Regions from separate parts of the Homo sapiens genome. Here region 1 is linked to region 2. The links are chromatin contacts, found by Hi-C or POLR2A ChIA-PET in ENCODE. All regions are on one chromosome and are shown on one strand. The core of a region is the stretch at or near the end of the contact, and the rest is flanking DNA. Distances in the headings are between cores, read along the strand shown.

Region 1 (2,851 bases), core at 162-2,661, 1.6 Mb before region 2:
GCCGGGCGTGGTGGCTCACACCTGTAATCCCAGCACTCTGGAAGGCCGAGGCGGGTGGATGACGAGGTCAGGAGATCGAGACCAGCCTGGCCAACATGGTGAAACCCTGTCTCTACTAAAAATACAAAAAGTTAGTTGGGTGTGGTGGCACACACCTGTAGTCCCAGCTACTAGGGAGGCTGAGACAGGAGAATCGCTTGAACCCGGGAGACAGAGGTTGCAGTGAGCCAAGATCACGCCACAGCACTCTAGCCTGGGCAACAGAGTGAGACTTCATCTAAAAAAAAAAAAAAAAAAAAAAGAAAGTGCACAGAAGGTATACCTGAACACTAGCTGAAGCTGATAGAGCACAGCATACTCTAAGTAGCAAACTAAGAATTATGAGAATGTCAGATATGAAAATAGAAACTAACAAATGGCTTTAATCCCAGGGAACCAAACATTCTACTTTATTCCATTTTATAAGTTAGTAATTAGTAATTCAATTCTTTAACACAGTGGTTCTCAACAAGTGGGGAAAAGTATAATTTTGTGTCCTTCTCTGCCCTACCAACATCTGGCAATGTCTAGAGATGTTTTGGTTGTCACCCTGGGCAAGTGCTAGTGGGTAGCATCCAGTGGGTAGAGGCCAGAAGTGCTGCTGAACATCCCATAATGCACAAGACAGCCCCTACAAAGAATTATCTACCCCAAAATGTCAACAGTGCAGCTCTTAAGAATCTCCGATAAACTAATGCTTTGAGCACCTTCCATATTCAAGTTAACTAATGTATAACAAGTTACTTCTTTCTGGGGAGATGATACAAACTTTCTCCATAAATTAAGCTATAACGGGTCCATAAGCTAAGAAGAGGCATCATCAAAAAAGAGACTGATAAATGCTAAATAAGTCGTTTAGAAAACAAATGCCATGGGTTCAGAGGAAGGAGGGTGCCATAGAGGCTGAGGCCCCCCTCAAAGATCTGAGAGAGCAGACTAGGCTCCTCAGCTCACTTCAAGCTGCCAGTCAAGGCCCTCTAGAGAGTAACCAGAATCCACCTCCCTATCCTTACCTGCAACAGGGCCTGTCCCTTCAACTTAACCTTCCCTCAAGCTGCAGAGGCCACAGGGCCACGACATTCCACCCACATTGTTACTGCTGAAAAAAGCCCTCACTTCCTTCACAAAAGTGCTGTCCTCCAACTAAACAGCAACCCCTGTCTCCACCCACAAGGCTGAGGACATGATGTCACCTCAACCCAATCACAAAATCATGTTCCTATGACTCCTAGAGGAAGAAGGTAGTGAAAAGATTAAGGTGGAAAATGCCTTAAATGGCTCAGGCCCTGAGGCCTTGTCCTCTGCCACCTAAAATCACTGCTTAGCAGCAGCCAGCCAGGAGCCGCCTCATTTCCTGTGCAACTGCGGTAAAAATAGGAAGTGGGGGAGGAAGTTCACAAAGCAGAAACAAAAGTAATCACTGCCTAGCTTCCTGAACACAAATCACCGAGCAGGGAGGGTATCATTAAAACATCAGAAGAGAAAGGCGGGCATGGAGAGCAAGGCCAGAGGAAAAGAAGTGACACTTTGGGGTGGGGTCCACCAAGCCCAGACTATTTCTGTGCCTGAGACACTGCTCCAAAAGGAAAACTGGACAAAACTGGACACTAGCCTATTCTACAGAAATGGCTTCCATGGAATTAATACTAAAGCATGTTCACTTGAAGACATGCAAAAACTGAACTGTTCTAGCAGAGTAAAAAATATCAATGAAAAGGTTTTAAGGAGGCCAAGATTAAACTATTTTTCTAGTCAAGAGGTAGCTACTAAAACAAAACAAAGGTCAGGTCTGGTGGCTCACACTGTAATCCTAACACTTCAGACGGCCAAGGCAGGAGGATCACTTGGGCCCAGGTGTTCATGGTTGCAGTGAGCTATGATCATGCCACTGCACTCCAGCCTGGGTAACACAGCAAGGGCCTCTCTCAAAATAAATAAATAAATACATAAATAGAAATAAATTTTAAAAACAAAACAAAAGAGCTACTATATAATTGATTGGTTGACAAAATCCGAAGCCCATGTTATCCTATACTGAGCTATGAAAACTCAGGCGGATAGGAAAAAAACTACTGAATAAACATTCTAATCAGTGCCAGAATCTATCACAAGTAAAAATAAAGAGGCTTCTACAACCATCCCCACCCCCAACACGGGTCAACCCTGTGAGGCTCCAGGCACCCAGGATGCAGTGGGAAAGGAGACAGATGCAGCACCGGCTCGCTACCAATCTCATGTGGGAACAACCTGCTTCCACGTGGTGATCCATGACCGCCTCTGGTACTGACATTTGCTCTGTAACAATTTACCACCACAAACCATGGCGTTCCTCTATGAAGCCAAAGCAACTTATCATTAGCGGTTCTGAAGAGCTTTTATATTTGGTAATCTACAAACAACTGATCATTTCATTTAAGCAGAAGAACAACTTTTCTAACCGCAAGGTCAACAGAGCCAAAATTTACTTTCAAAATAACAGAGGTTTTAAAAAAATAGGTCAAATGTGCTAAGTAGTAATATAGATAAAGAACAGGCTTAATTTTGTTTCATTTGAGGGGTGGCTTGTTGTTTTTGCTTTTATTTTTGGTGGGGAAGGAACAGGAAGATCAATGCGTAACTTTTTTTAAACAGTCACTACGTTAATAAGTAAAAAAGTAAATGAAACGGGTAGTAATCACCACATATTCAATTTCTTTTTTCTTTCTTCTTTTAAGAGACGGAGTCTCACTGTGTTGCCCAGGCCAGTCTCAAACTCCTGGACTCAAGCAACCCTCCCACCTCGACCTCCCAAAGTGCTGGGATTACAGGTGTG
Region 2 (2,755 bases), core at 20-2,519:
AGCACAGCAGTCAGCCGGGCGCAGGTGGACACCGCCAGCTCCTGCGCCTTCTGGCGCGTCTTTTGCAGCTCCTGCCGCAGGTTCTGCGAGTCCGCCGAGCCACCGACGGTCAGCACCAGGTGGTGGTAGCACGCAGTCGTCTTGTTGAGCCCGTCCAGCAGCGCCTTGCACTCCTCCCTCGCCATCGCGGTGGGCTCCGGCTGGGCCCGGCCGCCCGCGCCCGTTAGCCTCCCCCTCAGCGCGGCAGGATGTGGCTAACCCCCATCCCGGCCTTGGGCCGCGCGGCACGAACGCTCTTCATGGTCCGTGACTCGCTCGGCGCTACCGCCAACGTCCACGGAGCCCGCCCGGGACCCTCGACGTGCGCCTCTGCGGACGGGGCGCGCAGAGGGAGCCCCGTTAGCGGTCCCCCGCTCCCTCGTCCATCCTCCCCAGGCGCACTCCGAGTCACACGTCGTGTCTCTGCACCGCCCTGGCCTCCACGGTGGCTCCCTGCGAAGCTGAGGGTGCGGTCCCCATCCTCCGTGGGTGCCAACTCCGGGGCAAGCAGGCTGCAGAGCCGCGCGCTCCGCCTTAGGCGCTGCCAAGGGCGGCCGGGTAGGGTTTCCTAGGACCCGCCCACCCCGCTCGTCCCGGCCGGAGCTGCCACCCCCTGGATCAGTGGTAGGCGGGGCTCCACGCGGGGAGGTCACGTGTGGGTGGCCCATCCCTCCCTCCCCTTCGCCCCATCCGAGTTCTGGAATGTTAGCGCTCGGGAGATCCAACCCGTTCTATTTTACGGATGGGGAAACTGAGGCCCAGGTAAAAAGCGGGCCAGGCTCCCGCGGAGTTTTTGCCTGTGATGGGACTAGAACCCAGCTATACTGACTCCCGGACCCTGTCGGCGACAGGACGTCGGGTGCCCCGCAGGACTGGGCACCTCCGTGCCCCAAAGCGAGCAGTGACTGGCAATCCGAGGGGCTGGGCGCCGCCGGGGTCAGGTGTCCCTGCCGCGTTGCGCTCACGTTGGTCGGTGCTTCCAAGCGCTAACCCCACCTCTAGTGTCAGCCCGGCTCCCAGCCCCGCCCCTCACGTTCTGGGCACGCGCAGTTGCGGGCGTGGGGCGGGGCCAGCTGGAGTAGGAAGCGTAGGGAGCCGCCTGAGCCCCGCCCCCGGCTGGGCTGGACTCCATGATTGCTCTGCGTACACGTCACTCTGGGAAACGACGGTTTCTCATTGGGTCAGCTGTGGCGCGGCTCCGCCCCACGGCGGAGTAAGGGGTGGGCTATAGGGCCAGATCGCCGCGCGAGGGTGGTGGGCATCGAGGTCCCAGCAGCGGACGAGGGAGGTGCCGCCGTCGCCCAGGATGGGCTGGGAATGAAGCGATGTAGCCTTTTAAGTAAGTGTCCTCGCGCTGGCCTCCTCCTGCGCCTCCCCTCCCGCGGGATGGCTGCGCCTCGGGGCGCGGCGGCCGGGCGGGGCCCGGAGAGTGAGGGGGGAGGGGCTCCCTGCTCTCCGGAGTCCGCTCCCGGGTCCGCCAGGTGGCCCCGCGCCGCCCCAGCCCCCGCGTCCCCAGGTGGGTGCCCGGTGCGCAGCCGGCGCGCCCTGCCCACTCCGCCCCTCGGGTCTGGAGGAGGGGAGCGGTCGGCGCGGAGAATGCACCCTCCGAGCCTCGCTGCGTCGACACCGGCGGGTGTGGCCGGGGTGCCGGGTCCGGCGGTTCGGATCTGGCGGGGCGCGGGGCGGTCGCCGCGCGGTTTCCCGGAGGCCTAGGGTCTGCTGGAGGGGAGCGGCGGGTGGGGGTCCGAGCCGCGCGCGCAGCGGTTGTGGTTTCCGGGGGGTGATGAGGGCGCGGAGCGGGGAATCCCTGGCTGCCGGCCTCTCGCAGGGCGGGGGGGTCTCTGCATTCCCACAGGTAAAGATTGTTAAAGGAAAACTCTTAAGCACCGAGAGATGTTCCGGATTCTGAGTCTGTTCCGTCTTGTGGTTGAAAATGGACTGCCCAGGAGCACACGAGCCACGCGGTGCCCCCTTGGCTGCCCCACGAGGTGCAGGGGACGTGGGCACTCGCGGCCTGTGCTGGGCGAGGGAGCAAGGGACGGGTCTTCGCTGAGGATTTAGAGCATGCAGGGAACGAGGGCTGCTGGCAGTGCTGGAGGGACTGTGAGGCTGCAGAGAGCTCAGATTTTACAAGTTGATGGGTTTCATGGATAGAGGCCCCTATTTTGATTAAAAAATGCACTCTTCCCACTGGCCGAAGAGTAGAGCAGTGGATATTTTTTTTCTTTTCTTTCTTTTCGTTTTTTTCTTTTTGAGACAGGGTCTGGCTCTGTTGGCTAGTCTGGAGTGCAGTGATGCCATCATAGCTCATTGCAGCCTCAAACTCCTGGACTCAAGCAATCCTTTCACCTCAGCCTCTGTAGTAGCTGGGACTACAGGCGCATGCCACTATGCACGGCTAATTTTTAATTTTTTTTTTTTTTTTTTGTAGAGATGGAGTCTAGCAGGTTGCCTAGGCTGGTCTTGAACTCCTGGACTCAAGCCATGCTCTCGTCTTGGCCTCCCAAGGTGTTGGGATTACAGGCACTAGCCACCACGTTTTGCTGAGCAGTAGCTGTTACGTTTCGAGATCAGCCTGGCATGAGGACTGGTGTTGAGGTGGCCTAAGGGTCCGGTGTACTGAGCCCCGGGGCCTGCTGTCACCCAGGGGTCCGTCCTTTAACTGGGTGAGCAGTAGGCTGGGTGTTTGCTGCCAGGGCTTGGGTACTCCTGGCCT

Evidence for each region. Hi-C counts contacts between places; a loop is a spot of excess contacts on that map. ChIA-PET counts read pairs that join two places held with the same protein, here RNA polymerase II (POLR2A). Pooled maps may share reads with other maps.
Region 1: a pooled map shows a loop between it and region 2 (11-fold over the local background). The contact joins the enhancer-like site here to the promoter of ANKRD27 in region 2. A Hi-C loop is called at or near these places in 1 of 37 single-sample maps with no recorded cell type and 5 of 50 pooled maps. POLR2A ChIA-PET finds 5 or more read pairs at or near these places in 2 of 52 experiments (GM12878 and activated naive CD8-positive, alpha-beta T cell).

Annotation. Positions count from the first base shown.
Region 1 is chr19:34,268,696-34,271,546 of GRCh38, reverse strand. The region is part of intron 1 of GARRE1 (granule associated Rac and RHOG effector 1); the gene reads right to left. Among named protein-coding and RNA genes, the nearest start is that of GARRE1, 16 kb to the right of the region's middle. RefSeq lists an enhancer at 731-1,431. Within about 2 kb of position 1,411, at least 35 of the 41 ENCODE cell types and tissues checked have a DNase peak (open chromatin) inside an H3K27ac peak, as active enhancers do; they include GM12878, where a contact is called at or near this core.
Region 2 is chr19:32,673,694-32,676,448 of GRCh38, reverse strand. It overlaps ANKRD27 (ankyrin repeat domain 27), which reads left to right and starts at 1,269. Exons shown (of 29, transcript NM_032139.3): 1 at 1,269-1,378. It overlaps RGS9BP (regulator of G protein signaling 9 binding protein), which reads right to left and starts at 601. Exons shown (of 1, transcript NM_207391.3): 1 at 1-601. The coding sequence starts at 185. RefSeq lists silencers at 355-414, 985-1,714, 1,735-1,784 and enhancers at 725-834, 722-1,341.